Regions from separate parts of the Homo sapiens genome. Here region 1 is linked to region 2. Evidence: chromatin loops called from intact Hi-C (ENCODE). Cell type or tissue: PC-3. All regions are shown on one strand. Links, peaks and the distances in the headings refer to the core of each region. The heading gives the core; the rest is flanking DNA. Region 1 holds the start of LOC105377462 (a long non-coding RNA gene). Region 2 has its middle 20 kb from the start of HHIP-AS1.

Evidence for each region. A loop is a pair of places that touch in the nucleus more often than their neighbours do. Peaks named below come from ENCODE experiments on the same cell type or tissue, not always from the same donor. Only the 100,000 strongest peaks of a DNase experiment are listed, where the experiment ranks them.
Region 1: it touches region 2 in a loop (2.4-fold over the local background); 3 of 110 quality-filtered maps call a loop at or near these places.

What each region holds. Positions count from the first base shown.
Region 1 is chr4:144,555,932-144,566,169 of GRCh38, reverse strand. LOC105377462 (a long non-coding RNA gene) reads left to right here and starts at 4,023. Exons shown (of 7, transcript XR_939273.3): 1 at 4,023-4,186. In PC-3, for the core only: no CTCF peak of the experiment used is centred there; no DNase peak of the experiment used is centred there.
Region 2 is chr4:144,621,288-144,631,525 of GRCh38, reverse strand. No RefSeq gene overlaps it. Among named protein-coding and RNA genes, the nearest start is that of HHIP-AS1, 20 kb to the left of the region's middle. In PC-3, for the core only: no CTCF peak of the experiment used is centred there; a DNase peak (open chromatin) is centred at 3,685; H3K27ac peaks cover 344 bases.

The DNA.
Region 1 (10,238 bases), core at 2,732-5,231, 65 kb after region 2:
CCTTAGCACACTCTAAATAGCCAAGATTCTTAAAAGGCTGGGCTATCAAGTTGTTCCTATTTTTCCATAAATATTACAAAACATAAAACACAGTGGCTATTTTGAAAAAGAAATAGTAAAGAGTGTGGTCATTTGGTACAGCTATGAAGATATGTATACTCTGAGCTACATTATTGTCTTCCACGTAAAGGGAAATTCCAACATTATGAGAGAGCCTGGGAAACAGAAAAATGTTCTTGTGGATTCTTTTTATCATATAAAAAACTCCACTAAAGCCCTTATAACTTGGTTGAAACTTTCTCCTGAAAACATACCTTTGAACACCTATTGCATTTTTGTCACACTGGAAAAAAGCATGAATTCACTTCCTCTACCCTGTGGGTTGTGAAAGTAGAAGCAGAAATTACTCTGTGGCCCACCACCATGAAGAGAAAATGGTTCTTCTTGCACAGTCGAATGCAAGCCTTAATCATTCCAACACTCTCTCCCCACTGGTTTAAGTATAGCTCAGAACTTGTGCTAGGTGGAGTTGTTGCTAAATGAGATGCACTATTTTCCACAGAGAGCTTGTGGGACACCCAAGTAGGCCACCAGGGTGTTGGGAAGAACCAGAAAAACAAAGGTATGAGGCTTCTCCTCCCACTCCACTCTGCAATTGCAGGGTTATCAAACCAGGGCCCTGAACAGGCTAGTGGCTGAAGGATTTGGGGTCTGGATGAGAGAAGAACAGGAGGGTGGGAAGAAACATTACAGAAAACTGATCCTATCAAACACCCAAAGTAAGTTCAAGGCATTTCAACATGTCTTCTGTTAAAAACAAAAAACAAAAAAACTGTTTTACTTTCCATGAAAAATTCTTGAAACAAAATCTAGGAATTTCTCACAGTGCACACAGGAAAATGAGTGTTTGCACTTTGGAACCAACTGAATGATAGACAATCAATGTGGAATATTGTTTCTGTGAACATGAATATAGGATATGCCTAGATACTTAGGAAATCTTTGTAGTCACATCCTTCTTTGAAAAAACTGTACACACACAGCAAGCTGTCCTGCATGTTCAAGGGGAGTTTTCAGCAGCTCAACCTGAAAACTGAGAAGGAGGTATGAAGGGGCAGGTTAAACTTTTTCCTAATTTGTAAGCCTGGCAGATGCCCTCCCTGCTCAGAAAAATCACTTTGGTTTAACAAACATGTGTAGCTACAGAATTTCCCTTGAAGGAGTTCCTTGAGTATTCCAGTGGTTGTTGAGTTAGAGCCCCATGCTTAGGTACATGGTGGCTGCATCCTCTTGTGCCACCACTCTCTCTCTCCCTCAGCATCCCCAAGGGAGATGAGGTTGCCCACGTCAAACACACACCTAAAGGAACTCCCAGTTTTTGCATGGGAGTCGATGGTAAGCACACCAATGGGAAGATAAAAAGTGCAGAGAGGATATTTCTGAAACCTTCTAATGGACTAATGGGCTAAAATTGCCTTCATTCATTGTCAAGCTCCTCTCTAAGTGTGAGCAAGCACAGGCAGCTTGCCAGAGGTTTAAGATAATCAAGACACCATTTGTGGGAACAAGAAGTTATGAAAACAGTTTCGGCTTTTAACTTTATAGTCTGATTCCTCTGATTCTTAAGTTAAGGGTCATTCTACGTTTTTTTTAATTCCTTTTGTACTTCTCTGCCCAACCACTTTTCACCCATTCAACTTCCTGTTCCTCTCTTGCATTCAGTTCTTTGTATGACTTGGCACCTGATACCTTTACATGTCCGGAATACTTTCTGAGCAAATATTTTATTGAACTTCCTAAAAATACACAGGTAGAATAAAAATATGACCATGAAAATAAAGGCAGTGGAGTGCTTATGTTTACTAGAAAATGTCCACAAATATGCTGATATAGGCTTCTCTAATTCTGTCACAAATAATTCTGTGATTCTTTCCAGTGTTAAAAATGCCATTAAACAAGACATACACTCATGGCAATTTCCATTTGACTTTCTGGACATGAATTTCCATAGTAATATATTTTTGAAGTTCAGAACAGTCTGTTCTGCCATAGTGTGATGGCTATGCTCCTCATATATTCCGTTATCAAAAAAAAAATCACATGATGGAATGATTTGCTCCAATGGGAAATATATGAAGCTGAAGAGATAAAGCTAATTTTTCTAGCAGTAATGTAAATATGTGCTTGGGCACATACTTTCTTGAAAAGAAAAAAAAACCTGTAGGTGCTTAGATATAAAAACTAAGTCCAGTATTTGAGTACTTCTAACTTTTCCTATTACTACTGATACTATTATTAACCCAACATCTTTATACATTTTATTAACATTATCACTTTTGTCAATCATCAGTGGGATAAGCCAAACAAAAACCCACTAATGAAAATATCTGTGTCACTAGGTGCTGTGGTCTGAATGTTTGTGCCCTCTACGATTCATATGTTGAAACCTAACCCCTAAGGCCATAGTAGTAAGAGATGGGAGTTTTTGGGAGGTGTCTGGGTCATGAGGGCAGAACCCTCATGAATGGGATTCTTACCCTTATAAAAGAAACTTGAAGGAGCCCTTTTGTCCTTCTGCCATGTGAGGACACAAGTAGTGGGCATCATCATTGAAGCAGAGAGTGAGCCCTCACTAGACACCATATCTGCTGGCACCTTGATCTTGAACCACCCCACCTCCAGAGCGTAAGCAACACATTTCTGTTTTTTCTATATGACCCAGTCTATGGCATTTTGTTATAGCAGCCAAAACAGACTAAGACCTCAGGGTAATAGTTTCCTTCTTACCCAAGTGCTAATTCCTATTCACAATTAGGCTACTACTTAAAGCAATCTGGGAAAATCAAATCATGCTTCTTATTCAATCAATTTCATTACATCAAATTGGCTTTATGGAAAGTTGTACTGCATTTGTAGATGCAAAATGAAAGGTATGAGTGAAAATTGAATATAAGTTGATTTTGGAACAGAATAAGCAGTCTTTTTGAGGTTGAAATACCATCTAACTGTTGACATTCACTGAACATCTTCTATTTCTTTGCATGCTATAAACTACTGAGACAGGAGCCAAAAAGGGTATTTTCTAAGGAATGCTCCATCTTCCTCCTGAGACATTTATTTTTGTTTTATTTTTGTCTAATCTTTCTAATGGGATTGAAACACTAACTTTGCCTATTTGTGATTGTAACTACACATTAAAACATAATGGGATTTAATGACTATTTCTCAAGTTATGATGTTTAGAATATAACTTTTAAGTATATTTTCAAGCAACCATTCAGTAGTGTGGAGAAGCTGCAGACACTTAATGAGGGTGAACCAGGTATTACAAAATAGCTTTTCCAAAGCAGGGAGCACTGAGTTAAGGGAAAGCAAGCAAAATTCCTTTTTTTTCTCTCCTAACTAAAAAGACCAGTTAACTTGCCAAGTGAAAACTCTAAGTCCCAAGAAATACTCTAAACACAGAAAAATAAGCACATCGATGAATGCCTCCCCTTTTCCTTGTTGGTCTGAAGCCGACTGACAGCACCAGGTGGCAGCCCTCGGGAACTGCCTGTTGCAGATGCCCTACCTGACAGCCAAAAGCTGGCAGGAATTAAGCAGAAACATGTGCTTCCTGTGGAGGGCAACGGTCAGCAGGTGGGATCAGCAGACTCTGTTACTGAGCCCGTCCTCCTGTGTGGTCATCTGGACTGCCTTCCTCGTAGGCACTGAGGGCCCGGAACAAGACATTTTCTCAGTGCTGTGCTGGAAGCTGTTCAAATGCAATTATGCTGTATGTCGTTGCGGAATAGATGACTTAGAGGTTCCACACAAATTGAATTTTGAGGCCAGCCTGAAATTACATTAGATTTGGGGGCTTTGACAAAAGCCTGTCTGAATCCCCCTGAAGTCCCTTAGGGTCATCTTTCTTTAATCATTCACTAATGTTTTTCTGGTTAGGTCACTGATTAATGGATGACGTACATCTCCATTCTCTGCCTACCTCCCAGTTTTTTAGTACTGTACATAATGTTTTATTAATTTGTCCTTTTTGGCTGCTGCCAAGACAGCATATATGGAACTGATTTTTGAACCTCAAGAAACTGACATTTTGAATTCTGCTTTGTATCATAAGCCTCAAATGCAAGAAGCTGTGATTAGAATGTGATAATAGCCGAGGTGCCATAATTCTCTGCTGTTGTATGTAAGTACACTCTTCCAATCAGAGAGCTCATGGGAATTAAATAGATTTGATTCATGAGAAAAATAAGAACTGGCCTCTCATGGGAGGAGGAACAAATGTCCATGCTCAGATCAACAGAATTCTGCATCTCAGATAATTACTTCATTTTTCTTGATAGCCTATTAAAGCAATAAATGTGAATCTCAGAAAATTGTTTAAGGCATAACAAAGCCAGAAACCTTTCTCCACCTTTACTTACTCTGTCTCTGCAAATTTAGCAGGCCACATAAGTATATAACCAACATATTTGTCAGGTTGTAGTATTTCTCTGATAAATAATAGAGTCAGCTTAGGCTACATATAAAAGTTTTTTTTACATTTCAGTTACAGAATCTATTAGGAAAACTTAATAAACAAAGTACAAGGCTGGGTGTGGTGGTCACACCTGTAATACCAGCACTTTGGGAGGCTTAAGAAAGAGGATCACTTGAGCCCAGGAGTTTGAGACCGGGTTGGGCAACATGGTAAGATACTATCTCTATAAAAAAATAAAAGTATTAGCAGGGTGCAGTGCCACATGCCTGTAGTCCTAGTTACTTGGGGGCTGAGGTGAGAGAATTGCTTGATCAAAGGAGTTCGAGACTTCAGTGAGCCGTGATTATTCCACTATACTCCCGTCTGTGTGACAGAGTAAGACTGTCTCAAAAACAAAACAAAACCAAAACAAAAAAAGAAAGTACAGTTTATGACATCTTCCACTTCTCTGATTAGCAGAGTTTTGCTAATAATATTTGAAGGCAGAGAAAAATGATGAAATGTTTGAGTGAAATTTGGGGGAAGAATTAAGAAGATAGTTGACATAAACTACTGCATAGTCTACTTGACAAAACTGATCAGCAAACTTGGCATCAAAGTATATTTTTATAAAATACAAAGTAAAATATATCTCAATAATTTTACTTTTTATTAACATTTACTAGAAGCCTACTATGTGCCAGCCTCTGTGTTGAACACTGAAGATATAATGAGACACTGTCCCTAGTCTTGATCAGGTTATGATTGAGTAGGGGAGACAGACATAGAAACAAAGGATTTCAATGCTAAACTAACTAAAAGGATTTCAAAACTAAACTAACTAAATTTAGTTTAGTTTTGCCTTCTTTCAAACTTTATATAAATGAAATCGTAAAGCACAGTTGACCCTTGAACAATATAGGTTTAAACTGCACGGGTCCACTTATATGTGAATTTTTTTTTCCATAAAAGTTATCCAGAGTGTGCCTGCCTCTCTTGCCTCCCCTTTTACCTCCTCTATCTCTTCTGCCTCTACCACCCCTGAGGCAGCAAGAACAACCCCTCCTCCTCCTCCTTCTCAGCCTACTCAATGTGAAGAAGATGAGGATGAAGATCTTTGTGATGATCTGCTTCCACTTAATGAACAGTAAATATATTTTCCCTTCTTTATGATTTTCTTAATATCATTTTATTTTCTGTAGCTTACTTTATTGTAAGACTGCAGTATATAGTATATAACATACAAAATACGTATTATTTGGGTGTTTATGTTATCAGTAAGGTTTCTGGTCAACATTAGGGTATATAGTTAAGTTTTGGGGTAGTCAAAGATTACATGTGGATTCATGTTGTTCAAGGGCCAACAATATGCACTCTTTTATATCTGGCTAATTTTCTTAATATTATGTTGGTGAGATTCATCCATGTTGCTTAACAATGGTTTGTTCATTCTCTATGACATATGACATTCTGTTACATGAAGATATCCCAATTTACCCATTCTCAGTGATAGAATTTGGGTTGTTTTCTGTTTGGGCCATTATAAATGTTGTCTCTATAAACATTCATATATTTGTCTTTTGATGAACATATGCCTTTATTTCTATTGCTTATACACCTAAGAGTGAAATTGATAGATTATAAAGAATGCATATAGACTATGAGGAATGCATATGCTCAGCTCTCTCAGATATGGCCAGCCAGTTTTCTGAAGTGATTTTTAGGAGTTTATGTAACCCCTGTTTGTGTATGTGAGTTCCATTTGCCTCACACTTTCTCCAACGCTTGGCATTGTCTGTCTTTTTTACTTTAGCAATCCTTTTAAATATGTAGTAGTCTGTCCTTGAAGTTTTATTTATGAAACCTGGGAGTTTCTTAATTATAAAGCCTAAGAGGTGTTTCATGTTTCCATGGACAACTCTTGTGAACAGAGAGCTGGGACATTTTGGAAATGAAGAGATCCTGTGATTTAGTCTGTTATTCAATGGGACTTTGAGTACTATAGTGTTGCTACAATATACTCTCAGAACTTTGAAGTATCCCCCAAATTCATGCCTTTTTCATAGTCTCTTCCATTCCATCTTGCTTTTACTTCTCCACTGGATTACCCAAACTCTGGACATAAGAATAAAAATGTAGTAATAGCTATTAGTTATTGTAGGCCAAGGACTATTTGCCAGGGACTGTTCCAAAGCACTTTACAGGTACATAGCTTTAAACCACGTGACAATTTTACGAGTTAAATGGTGTTATTTTTTTCCCCCCATTTTATACATGGGAAGAATGACGCACAGAGAGGGTAAGCAACTCATCCAGGTTACCTAGGAAGTCAAGGAGCCTGGATTTGAACCTAGGTGAACAGACTCCAAACTCAACCTCTCAGTCATTATAGTTCTCTATTCCAGTAGAGCTGGAAGCTTGCCCCCTTTCTCTTTAGTGTGTATTTATATTTTTCAGCAGAAATAAATTAGAAGAATCATAGTTTCTTGATAGATATCCTCATCTAACAAGATAAAAGCTCCAACAGTTATAGGTTTTTTACTGAATATGTATTGTTAGACATTGTGGTGCATGTAAGATGAGGAGTTTAATAAGATTAAATAATAAGTTTAATAAGTTGCCAGGGTCAAATGGTGTGTTAATGGCAGAAGCAGGATCTGAGCCTAAATTCAGACTCGGATTTCCTTATGAAGTTTGGAATCTAATGCACAGAAAAGAATTTAAATACATGGTAAAAAAATTGCAAAGGGTAAAATTCTGTATAATCCAAGCCAAAATTCTTCCAGGTTTTTTTTTGTTTTTTTTCATACGTTGTATGATTTAATCCTTATAACAAACTTACAAAAGCGGTATTGCAATTCGTATAGATAAGGCGAATGAAGCCCAAAACATCACGTAACTTTCTAAGGGACATGACTCTGAACTCTGATTTTGTTACACTTCATTTTGTCATCCCTTATCTCAAGGCATTTGGGGAAAGTCATATTTAATTATCATGTACTTATATATATACATATCTAATACAATCTTTTTTCTTTTTTGGTTTTTCTAATATGATCTTAAAACAGGTCACAAAATGATGTCACAAACCCAATGAAAGATAGTAAGGTGTGAAATCACTAAAGAGATCGCGTATTTTAAATTTTTTCTTTGCTTCCTGAACTATTTTACATAGGAGATATTGCTGATTACTGTGAGCAGTAGGTTGGCTTTTAGACATTTTGTTTAAACATAACAGCTGAGAAATATCAGCATTTGAAATTTACAGCTAAGCTTCATCTATTTTGGATAGAAAGATCTTTTTCTTTCATATTCTTAAATATCAATAAGAAAAAGAGAGAAAGCAATTCAGATTCATAATCTGATGACATCTTCTCTGGCCCAAGGAAGAAAGTACTAAGTTGACTGACATCAACAAACAGGTTCTGGGTACATACCAGCAAGTCAACATGGCCTATTCTTCCTAAACTTGGACCTGTTCCTTTGAGTACCCATGTTATTTTACACACGCATGTACACACACACTCTCCTTATACATGCATGTATAAACACACACACGTCAGAGTTACGGCATACTTCTCCTCCCCAATGTAAACAAATTATCTGTTTAATTGGATGATTGAAAACTTTTCTGTTGACATTTTAAAAAAAATTTTACCTCAGCCTCCAAAAGTGCTGGGATTGCAGGTGTAAACCACCTTGCCCAGTCTTCCAGGTTTTAAATGTAAACGACTCTATTAACTCTGTGAGTCAAACCATCTAAGTTGCTTTTAATTTGCCTTTGCTATAGCATATTTTAACTGGGTTTCTCTCCAAATTTCTGGTCTACTTTTGGGGGGATGTAGAGATTGTGTTTGTAATAGTATTGATATCCAAATCTCTTCATAAAGATCAAATTCAGTATTTGAATTACTAATGAACTTAAAAAAAATATATATATATATATATATATATATGAAAGATTGACTTAATACTAGATATTAGCTAAAAACCAAAAGGAAATAATGCAATCCTATTGTGTTTTTGGGCCATACAAGTCTACTCTTCTAGATTAATTACCCCAGAAATAAAAAGGAGAATCTGTTGTTAGTGACTTTTATGCCATCCGGTGGACAGCACTGTGATTTTCCTAAGACCAACTAAAGAAAACAAACCTAATTTCCATGTGCCACCATGCTGATAAATGTTGACTCTAAAAATGACATTAAGTATTTCAGTGCCACCCAGCATGTAAACATCTATGTCATATGTTACTTGTAAACTGACATCTGTAATGTTGATGAGGAAGGCAGGGTCAAAATTAAAATGTGATCTTGCCAACTTTACCACAATGATATTCTCTGTTTTCTTGCAAAGACTACTCTGAAATTAGAAAAACAAATCTTCCCATACTTTCCCTGAATTTTCCAAGTTGCTCAGACTTTTGTTTGAATTTGATGGACATCCTTCTTCATCTCAACCACATACACTTTGCTCTCATGGAGTCTCAGAGTCATTCACTTCTTTTTTAGATTTGAGACTCCTCTAAGGCACTAGTGGATTATGAAATCACGTAGGAGAGTGTAACCAGCATTTTAATAATTAAAATGACATAGAATAGAATAGAAAATAAGATATAGTGCGTCCCACTGGTTCGTGAAGCTTGTTGCAGTTGGACATGCGTGCAAAAGCTCTGTGCTGAGTCCTGATGTGATCTGTATTTTTGATTGTGGCTGTATCTGTGCCAGTTATCTCCCTATTGTCTCTCAGCTCCAAATCCACCCCCTCTACACTGCTCTGTGATGTTGGCATTGGGACCCTCCTTTGCCAGCTGGTTCCTTCTGCAAGTGGAGGAGAAGGTCAGAGGAAAGAGAAGAGGCTTCCTTTCTGTGTTTCTGTTTCCCTCAGCATGGCTCCAGCAGCTGCACTGGCTGCAGCCTCCGGCTTCTTTCAACTTCTTTCAGCTTCTGTCAGACCTCTAGCAGCAGAGCTACCAGCAGAAGTCAGATGCCACCACCTCTTCAAAGCTACAACATCAGCTCTTTGGAGCCCCTCCTTCAATCTTCTGGTTACAGTAACCCCACCTTCTACTTTCTGTCCCTCTTTCTCAAGGCATGGGCTAATTCCTGCTGTTATTATCTCTAGATATTCTTATAGTGTTCCCCTTCTGTTCTTTCAGCCTTTCCACACTTAAGTAATCAATTCCTCTGTTTGAAGAGCTAATGTGATTTTTATTTTCTTGACTAAATCCTGACTGATACCTGGTCAAAAAAATTTTTTTAAGCCACTGCTTCTGGGCATTGACTCTTCGTCTTACCTCACTCATACAATGTCCGTCAGAGCAGCTTGGACACACTGATACCTCCTAAATCCCACCAATCTTTGATGATAGAATGATGTTTGGCTCATTAGTATATTTTCACCCCAAAGGAAACAAAGAGCATAAAAGGAAATATGTACAACATAGTACATTTAATTTGAGAGTTCAAGGCATTTCAGCATTTATCATGGTATTATAGGCATGGGATAGAAGAGCAAAACTAGGAAGTGGCTAAATAGGAAGTAGAACCAGCTTTCCCGACACTTAGATTATCCTTGCTTCAAGATGCACTGCTGTGTTGGAGAGTTTTGGTGTCTATAACCTTATACCTGCCATGCCACCTACACACACACACACACACACACACACACACACACACGCTCGTGCGCTAAGTGATGAGTCATTGACATTTACCCTGAGCAGTGGTTAATGTTTGGTTATAGAAATGAAGGACACCAAGAGAGGACTAACTTTGCCCAC
Region 2 (10,238 bases), core at 2,629-5,128:
GACATTTTCTCTTAAAGTTACTATGCAGATATATTAATTACAGTTTAATTCATATTAAATAATCATAATTTCATAATTGTTTTAAATCTATTCAATTTATATTTAAGTTATTCATGAGTCATTGTAACTATTTTACTATATAATTAATTCATTATAAAACAGATATTAAGGACTATGTATTAATTATGTCTTATTGTTTGTACTTTACATATTATATTTACTTTTTAATTCCATTGGATAAAATTTTGTTGCTAGATTTAAAATCTTTAGGAGCAGCAGCACTTAGCAGATGGCATCTACATTTACTAAATGTCTACAATTGGTACTTTATCATGTCTGAATCATGATGGAATAATCTATCTGCAGCATTCACTACATCTGGCTACAGCTGTAGGCTCTGTAATCTACCGCCATCCCCATAGCCTCTTTGGTGCTGCCAGCCCTGTATCCTATATGTGTTTTTGAATCTCCATAACTTTGTTAACACCCCACTGGACATCCTCAATTCACTGATTTGCTCTCTGCACATTGACTGGAGTCAGTGTAATAAGGACAGAATTGAGATGGAGATCCCTGGATGCCTGCAACAGGAGTCTCATGTAGATTTCTTATGATGCCTGAAAGTTATGTCTCTTGGAATTGCATCTTGTCAAACCAAACTCAGTTAAAGCATAGCTTTATTTAGTGGTAATGGCTTAACTGTTATTTTTATAGTATTTCTTTAGTAAGCGTCAATTTTCTGTAATACCTGAATCAGCTGCAAGTGGTGTAATTTATTAATACATTTTCCTTCCATGGAATTTCAACGGTGAGCTAATGGGAGGAGAGGGTGTGCAGAAATGGTACTTAATTATAAAATAATGGAAAACAGTCTCTACATCGTGAAATTACCTCATAAAACAGAACGATCACAACTGAGATGATTCAGTAATTAATGATTACATCAATTAAATTAACTTATTTGTATCTCAACTCTATGTAAATGTTATAAGGAAGTATAATACCTTAACTATGTAAACAATAAAATATGGAAGACATTATAAATTCACAGAATTGAAAGCCTACACAGCTATCGAATTAATTACTTTTGTGTGCATTAGGTGTTTTGGAAAGTAAGAATTAACTTCCTGGCTTTGACTCATATCAAGACCACCCTGTTGGAAAGTTTAACTCTTCAATGAGTGTCTATTTATCATTTAGCTAAATGTTTGGCAACTAAGCCACTAAAACAAAATACGCAAATGAATATTTGCTAATGACTAAATGAAAACCTGCTCTGTTTTTAACTCAAGAGTAGTGTAAAAATACTAAGACATTTATTCAAAACAGGCTACCTTAATCAAGACACAGAACCAATCCTCAACAATACTAAGTTGTGTACAATTTAGTCAGTTAGACAATTTGGTAAAACATTTTTTAAAAAATTTGAAGGATAACTTTATTTCATATTTTCAAAAATATATAGTTAGATCAAACCTAAATATATGATAATTTAAATATTATCAACCATTTAAAGCATTCCTTATCTTATAAATAATTATCTTGGAAAAATGCCGTGTTATAAAAACGTCTAAACCTAGTTTAAAATGTGTATTTGCAACAATTTTTTTGGTCATGCAGTCTAGAAGGGGACAGATACATTTCTGAAAAAATGTTCTGACAGACTGAAACAAAAACTTATGTCAATTTTTGGACCAAAGACATTATTAAAACTAAGGCAACAATATCTGATTTAATAGCATGTGACATAGTTAAAAATTATTTGTGTGGTGTGGAGCATGATTGCAAATTCCGTCTTTTTCTAAAATTTGTGAATTGTATGTTTTGTTTTATTTTCCGAATGTGATTTACTTATGAAGAAATTCTTCAGGTTTTTGTTGAAAGTATTCTAAATTTTATGTCCTGCCCAAAGGCATGAAGTTCTACAAACATTTTCATTTATTAATAGTTGTAAACACCTGGGCATTTGGTACACATTACGGATACTTTTATATGCAAAAAATTAGAATAAATGTTGGATATAAGAGAAAGCTTTTATACTTTAAGAACTATTTGTATTTCATAAGACCAGAGGTTCCATGAAATTTAACCTTTTGGTGCTTTGATTTTTTATCTTACATAAAATGTGATTTTTCTATTTAAAATATCCAAAAAATATATTCGCAAACATAACCAGTTCTTGAAATTTCTTTGGATAGTTCTAAGCATAAATTAATCTAAATATCAGGATTGTGTGCCCTTCAAAACAGGTGATCTTTCTTTCTCCTTGGTAAAGAGATGGAGAATTACATGGTGGGTTTTCCTTGTGAGTGTGAATCCAAAACATATTGAGCCAGACTTTATTTTCTTATGAAAAATAATCCTATGCTAATCACCATGTGTGCATTGTTTATTGCTTTTAAACGATAGCTTATGATGATTAATAAGCACCTGAGGAAGAATGGCTTTACTTTCATCTTGAAAAAGTGACAAGCACTGTATATGAGGCCAGTCGAAAGCTAGCACTGCATCTGGAGGTACAACATAGTTCTGAAATAAAGTCTTTACTCACAGTTAGAAAAAGAAGGGTTTAAAAGTGTGTTGCTTTTGTGAGGTATGGATGCTGATTTAGTATCTCCTCAGGGGAAAATGAGATCATATTTCTGAAAGTTAGTGTTACATTCTGTAAGTCTGTAATCAAGCCTTACCTCATTTCTTTTTAAAAATGGGCTTTTCCTCCTTCTTCCCTTCTGGGACATAATTAATTTATCAATTTTTTTGTGTGGTATTCTACCTATCTGGATGGATTAGGTGTTTGTTTGTTTGTTTTTGTTGTTGTTGTTGTTTTTTGAGTTGGAGTCTCGCTGTGTCTCCTAGGCTGTAGTTCAGTGGCATGATCTTGGCTCACTGCAACCTCTGCCTCCCGGGTTCAAGCAATTCTCCTGCCTCAGCCTCCTGAGTAGCTGAGATTAAAGGCATGTGCCACTACACCTGGCTAATTTTTGTATTTTTAGTAGAGACGGGGTTTCACCATGTTGGTCAGGCTGGTCTTGAACTCCTAACCTCAAGCAATCCACCTGCCTTGGCCTCCCAAAGTGCTGGGATTACAGATGTGAGCCACCGTGCCTGGCCTGGACGACTTTTTAGAAATAGATTCTTCTAAGATCTTTCTTTGACCTCTTATGTGATATTTTCTAGTTTTTGAATTCATTTGATCAATTTATATGTGTGTGTGTGAAGTAGGAGTTTCTTCTGTGAAAAGCTGGTAGAAAGAGTTATATTTAAGCCTTACTTTATGCCATGTGCAGTGACAAGTGTTCTCCATCTATTATCTCATTTAATCATCATAACAACCCTACTTTAATATATACATTTTATACATAAGAAACAAAAACTCAGTGAAGAAAATTTCCCATAGTCACATAGTTGGTAAGTCACAGAGTTATGTACAAACACAGACATGTCAAATGACCAAGCTCAGTAACTGCATTGAGGCTTCCAAAAGACTGGGCTGTGATTATTGTTTTATCCTAGACACAGATATCCTATTATTGTGTTCATTTTTTGATTATCAGTAAAATACCACATCCTTCCGTATGTGTGCTGCCAACAGTTCTCTCAATAATACCTTTTGTTTAATCATATGTCTTCAAAGTCTGAAGTTCATTGCATATATAACTTCTTAGTCATTATGGAACACAAACAAAACATGATTCTCTAAGTCGTTCTCATTCTCACTGTTTCCTTCCTTCACTTCACCTTATCAACCTACTACTGAGATAACCCAGTGCTTGTCATCACTTCTGGTCTGACATTCCTATCTCTGATGACATCCTCTGCATTAGTTATATATGCTTTGTAACCATATTATCACAAAGTCAGCAGCTTAAAACAAAACACATTTATTATCTCATAGTATCTATGGATTAGAAGTACAGGCTTGGCTTCAGGGTCTTTCAGTGCTGCTATCAAGATGCTGGCTGGGGCATCAGTCTCAATGAAGGCTAGACTGAGGAAGGACCCCCTTCCACTGGCTTCTCAACTCACTCCATTCTGGTTTTCAACTCCAGTGTTCCACTGAAATGGTCCCTGCTAAGCTCACCAATGATTACTATATACAGTTACTATATCCAAGTAACACTTTTCAGTCCTTGGCTTGCTTAACCACTTAGCAACTATAACTTTCTCCACTCTTTTAAAATAATATTCTTTTCCCTTTTTTTCATGTCAAGACATGCTTCAGGATTCATGTTGTTAGCAGCATTCAGTCTCTTGCAGGCTGTTGGACTGAAAGCCTCCATTTCTTGTTGGCTGCTGTCCAGAGAGCATCTTCAGTTGCTTGTCACATGGCCCATGACATAGTCAAGTGCGCAATATGGCAGCTTGCTTCTTCAAAGCCAGCAAGGGAGAGAAGACAGCATTTACAGGCTTACATAACGTAATCAGGTGCACATAATCGGGCATATTCCATCTCCTTTGCTGTATTTAGTTGGTTAGAAGCAAGTCATAGGTTCTCTAAGTTGTTCTCCCCATTCCCACTGTCTCCTTCCTTCACTTCACCTTATCCACTTATTACTGAGATAACCTGGTGCTTTATCATCACCTCTGGTCTGGGGAGGGAATAGGATCCCACAAAGACCTGAACACCAGGAGGTTGGCAATGTGGGGCTAGGCTAATATCTGCCACATCCTCCTACACTTCAAGGCTTCCTGCTTTACTATTTCTGCCATGTCTGTCTTTCTAACTCATTTGGTTCTCCAGGCCATTGATCTCTCTTCTCTCTACTGATATACCAGTCTCCTCCTGTCCTTGTCCTTCATATATTTGATTTTTTGCATCCGTATTTCAATTGCAGTCTTGCTAACACTCTAGCACCCTTGACCCTTTGTCAGCTGCATTTACTTGGATAGCCCCCAACTCTAGATGAGCCCAGATACCCTCCTCCTCTGCATCTAAACTCAGATGGCACTACTGTCACCAGTTAAGGGCTCTGTTTCCTATAAGAAGTCATTTCCTCCACCTGAATCTCATCCCTACTTTAACCTCTAGTTTCAACCTCTTTCTCTTCATGGGATCTTTCTCATCAACATTTAAGTATGTAAATATTTAAACCATTTATTGACTCTATGTCCCTCTGTGTAGCTATATTCTTATCTTTCTCCTCCATTTCTCAGCCTGACTTGTTGAAAGAGTTCTGTACACTATCACTTTTAACCTACTTTCTGCTGTCTTCTCAACCCACTGCATTCTGATTTTCATCTCCAGTGCTCCACTGAAATGGTCCCTGCTAATCTCACCAATTATAACTATATCCAGTTACTATAGCCAAATAACACTTTTCAGTCCTTATCTTACTTAACCACTCAGCAGCCTCAACAAAATTTTCCAGTCTTCTTTAAAAGTATTGTTTTCCTTTTTTTTTTTTTTTTCACGTCAGGACATGCTTCAGGATTCCATTTTTCTTTTGTTTGCTCTCAATCTTCTTAGCTAGATTTTCCTTCTCTATTAAACTTTTAAGTGTTGTCATTCCTTTAAATCCTGCCCAGGGTCATTCCTTCTCCTCATTTACACTTTCCCCTGTCTAGACAATCTCACCTACTTCTGTGTGTCTCTATTTTTATTTATTTATTTATTGAGATGGAGTCTTGCTCTGCCACGCAGGCTGGAGTGCAGTGGTGCGATCTCGTCTCATTGCAACCTCCACCTCCCAGGTTCAAGTGATTCTTTTGCCTCAGCTCCCCGAGTAGCTGGGAATACAGGCACGTGCCACCACGCCTGGCTAACTTTTGTATTTTTAATAGAGGCAGAGTTTTGCCATGTGGGCTAGGCTCGTTTTGAACTCCTGACCTCAGGTGATCTGCCTGCCTCAGCCTCCCAAAGTGCTGGGATTACAGGTGTGAGCTACTGTGCCCTGCCAGCTTCTGTGTGTCTTTAATTTCCATTACTATGTCAAGTAATTCTGAATATGTACATAGACCAAGTGTCTCATGGAACTCTAGAATCACATATCTGCCTTTTTATTATCTCCACTTTAATAATTTCATGAACGTTTCAAAGTTAACACCATGAGATCTAAATTGATAATTTTCATTACGTAGACCTCTACTTTCAATGTTTCATACCTCAATAAAGAGCACCATTATTTATTGGCAACTTCTTCAAGCCAGAAAACTGTTGTCCTTGATCATTCTTTTTGCCCACTCCATATTTTTAATTAGTTACCAAATCTTATACTTTCTATCTCTTAACTAATGAATATCTCTACTCGCTATGTAAACGGATAACATCTTATACTAAGTTTCAATCATCCCTCTTTGGGACTATTGCATTGGCCTCTTAACTTGTCTTTCAGTATACACACTTACTCCTTTCCAATCTATCTTCCACATTTTAACGTAACAGCCTTTAAAGTGCAAACCTAATCATTGTCTCTTCCTTTAAAGACTTTTAGTAGTTTGTTACTGTCTTTATGACAAATCAAATTCCTCAGTATGGCTGATAGGCAGGTAGGATCCATGAGGGCAGAGACCTTGTGTCTTGTCTGCATCTCCAGTGCCTATTTTAGCACAGTATCGGGTAAAAAGTTGGTGCTAATAAACATGGGATGAATTAATAATAACTATAGGATCCCATATAGTTTGTGCTCTATTTGTATCAATTAGCTTTTGCTATGTAACAAACCATCCCAAAATTTAACAATTTAAAACAACAATGTATTTGCTTTTAATTCTGTAGGTCAGCTAGGCATTTCTTGTCTGGGCTGTCTTGGCAGATCTCTGAGGTTACCTGGCAGCTTTTCTATGGCTGGATAGTCCAAGAAAACATCACTTCTATGTCTGGCTATTGAAGGCTGGATGGCCTAACAGCACTCAGCTGGAACAGCACATTTCTGTTCCACATGATCTCTCATCCTCCAGTAGGCTAGCCCAGGCGTGTTCATGTGTGGTGGTTTCAGGGTTCAAAAGAGCAGACAAGAGTGACTTGTCAAGGCCTTGCTAAAATTGTGTCTGGTATTTTCCTATTGACCAATGCAAGTCACATGGTCAAACTGTGTATAGCAGAGGTGTGAACCAATCACGGGCCTTTACTGGAACAATCTACTATACTCCCTCTGCAGCTTCATCTTGACAAATCTACCCCTACTTTCAAACTAGTCATATAAAAGTTTTATGTCCTTTAATGGGTTATGCAAATTATCTTTTTGTCTGGAATGCTGTCCTCCTCCTCTTTTGGTTTACTTAGGCTCTCCCCTCAAGACAATGTTAAGATATATGTTGAATTGTGTGTAGCAGAGAACAACAACAACAACAAAACCAGTAGTAAACAAGACTGTATTTTATTTCTCTTTAAGCTGGTATGGCTGCTATGCTCTGAATATCATTAGAGGTCATATTCTTTTTTTTAATACTCTCTATCACCATAGTTTCCTTTACTTGCATTGTCCAGGATGTCCTGTCACCATGATTATATTCCCGACAGCAGAAAGTGAAGAAAGAAAAGGCAAAATCAGGTATGTTTTCTCAAAGGGTACAATTCAGAAGTTCCACACATGTTTCTACTCATATTTCATTTGTCAGAAATTGGTTATTTGACTTTATTTAACTGCAAAGAAAGCAGGGAGTCTTTATTCTGAATCTCTATGTAACCAGGTAAAATTCTATTCTTGGAATATGGAGAAAACCAATATTGGAGGACAACTGATATTAGTTCTCAACACAATTTCCCCCAGAAAGCCTTTCCTAAAATTCCATTAAAGATTAACTCTCCCTCGGGAGATTCCATAGTACTATACATTCTTCATAGGACCCACTATTCCTGGTTGTTATTGGTTCAATAGCAGTTATTCCTGTCAGATCACAGATAGACCAGAGATAATATTCTTGTTCACACCATTATTTCCTCAGTACCCAGCACAGGGCCTGGTCTATTGTAGGCAGTTGGTGCATATTGGTTGTAGAATAACTGTAACCAGGGCCAAGCCAATTATCAATTGGTCCAGGAGAAAGAAAGCCTGGTTGCTTTCATAATTTTTATAACTAATTGTTCACATTAATTTTTTGAAATTTAAATGAAGAGAAAATAACATTAAAATGTGAATGAAAAGCCAAGATCTGGTTGATAGCAAGTGAGAAGCTGTTGCAAATAACTGGTACACCATCCCTATTAAGTGTAATTAAAAGTGCTTCTTGGAGATGTGACTTTAGTGCGACTGAATAGAGTGGTTTCAACAGCCTGTTTAGCAAACTAAAACAAACCAATACATTATCAAACAATTTTTATTAGAATATATGAAGTAGAGATAACCTCTAAATTGCAGAGTAAATTTGTACAATCCAGTCCCCACATCTTTTGGATGCAATTTCTTAACATAATAGGTCTTATCCAGGGAAATCAAAAGCAAATTCTTAACATTTTAGACCTTCTCAATAATGTGATTACTGTAGTACTATTCAATTATAAATTACTTAACCATTTTTAAATACTTTTGGAAATATTCTTTCTATTTTTTTCCCTTATTGTACAATAAGGGAAACTTATCTGAGGAACCAAGAGGCTTATGAATCCATGTACATATTTTTCCTTTTTGTTATGCCCACAAAGTGGTAACATTATAATGATAAACTTTTAAAAAATATATGAACTGAAAGCATTATTTTGAATCTCCTTATAAAGACCCAGAAAAAAGGAACATGAAATTTCTATTTTCAATATATGTTGTGAAACTGCAGCAGCTTCGTATCCCCTGATACCTTGCTATTCGGTTAGCTCCAGTGTGTTTATGTATAACATCATCTGTCTGGAATATGTCCTCTATAACTCCAAAGAAAAGGATTCCTTTAAAGGGGAACAGATAGATGAAGGGAGTTGGGGGTATATTAATAAAATCTTAGATTGTTAACATACTTTTTGACAATCCCTGCGTAATCAAATTGGTTTGAACTTATGTGCTAATGGGAAGTTTCTTCAGTGCCATGTTCGGCAGTTTTACGTTTCTATGTTGGCCTGGAAGCCAACTGATAGATTCCTTCTAATAGACTCCTAGAACAAGGCATTTCTGAGGTTGGTGTTGATGTAGGACTTTTCTTCTCGGTTACTTTGCAAGCTGGGGACCCTGGCTGGCGCCACCCTGCCTGCGCCTCATTTGGCCACACTGGTATGCCCCAGCTTGCCGGTGTTATAGCTTGCAGCCATGTTTGGTGATTTCTGAGATCTTGTACTGTGCCCAAGAAGAATTAGGATATGCTGGATATTCAAGGGTGAGGAGGGCAAAGAAGAATTTTTATTGATCAATGAAAATAGCTTTCAGCAAAGAGGGGACGCGAGTTTGGTCCTCCTACCTGAAGGTGGGAAAGTTTTCCCATGTGGCTCGGCCCGGGGTCTTTTATGGACTCAGAAGGCGGAATGCATGCTGATTGGTTTGTGAGTATGCAAAAAAGGTTAAAGGGAAGACACCACTCAAAGGTGGGCATGACAGTGTAGAAAACAAATTAGGAAAGGGTACTTATATATAAAACAGGGGAAGGGTGGGGACAAATCAGAGGAAAGTGCACCAAACAGGAAGACAAGTTCTCAATCCCGTCTGAGGATTTAACTTGTAGCTTGGCTTTCAGGCTTTAAACTGCCTTTGGCTGGGAGGTAGGGATTCACTTGGGACCTGTCCCTACCTGTCTGGGCATTTGGCTGCCTCCTGTTGCTATCAGTGTGATTATAGTTCACTGAGAGAAGTACAAGGCTCCTAACAGGTAGCTTGGGTACGTCTTTTGGCCCTTTTTCCTTTAGTGACTAGAACATTGTTTCTGAGATTTAAAATGCTGTGAATTTCGAATAATCACCCCATTAGAATCTTGAGCCTTCCTCCTAAGCCAGAGGAATGATTTCTAGGAATTCTGTCTTCTTACCTTTTATTAATATGTTCATAAGGAAATGGTACCACAGTGAACATATCTCTTATATTCTCTTTTTTTTTTGCGTATGGATATTTACACTTAGATAATAATATTTATGAGTAGGAATCTAGAAAAGTGAGGTGAACTGGAAATTTGCACATTAAGAAAGGTGCCCTTGGCTGCCATTACTTTCTTAATGGATACCATTTCAGACTTGCTGTTTGCATGGATGTCAATGTTCATGTACGTAAGAGAAATAAAATGAAGGTGACTTGTCCTTGAAACACATAGCAAAGTGAAGCTTAGCAGCCATTGTCTAACCAAGAACAACATGGGGAAATTTTTGTTTTATTTTTGCTTAATTATTGAAT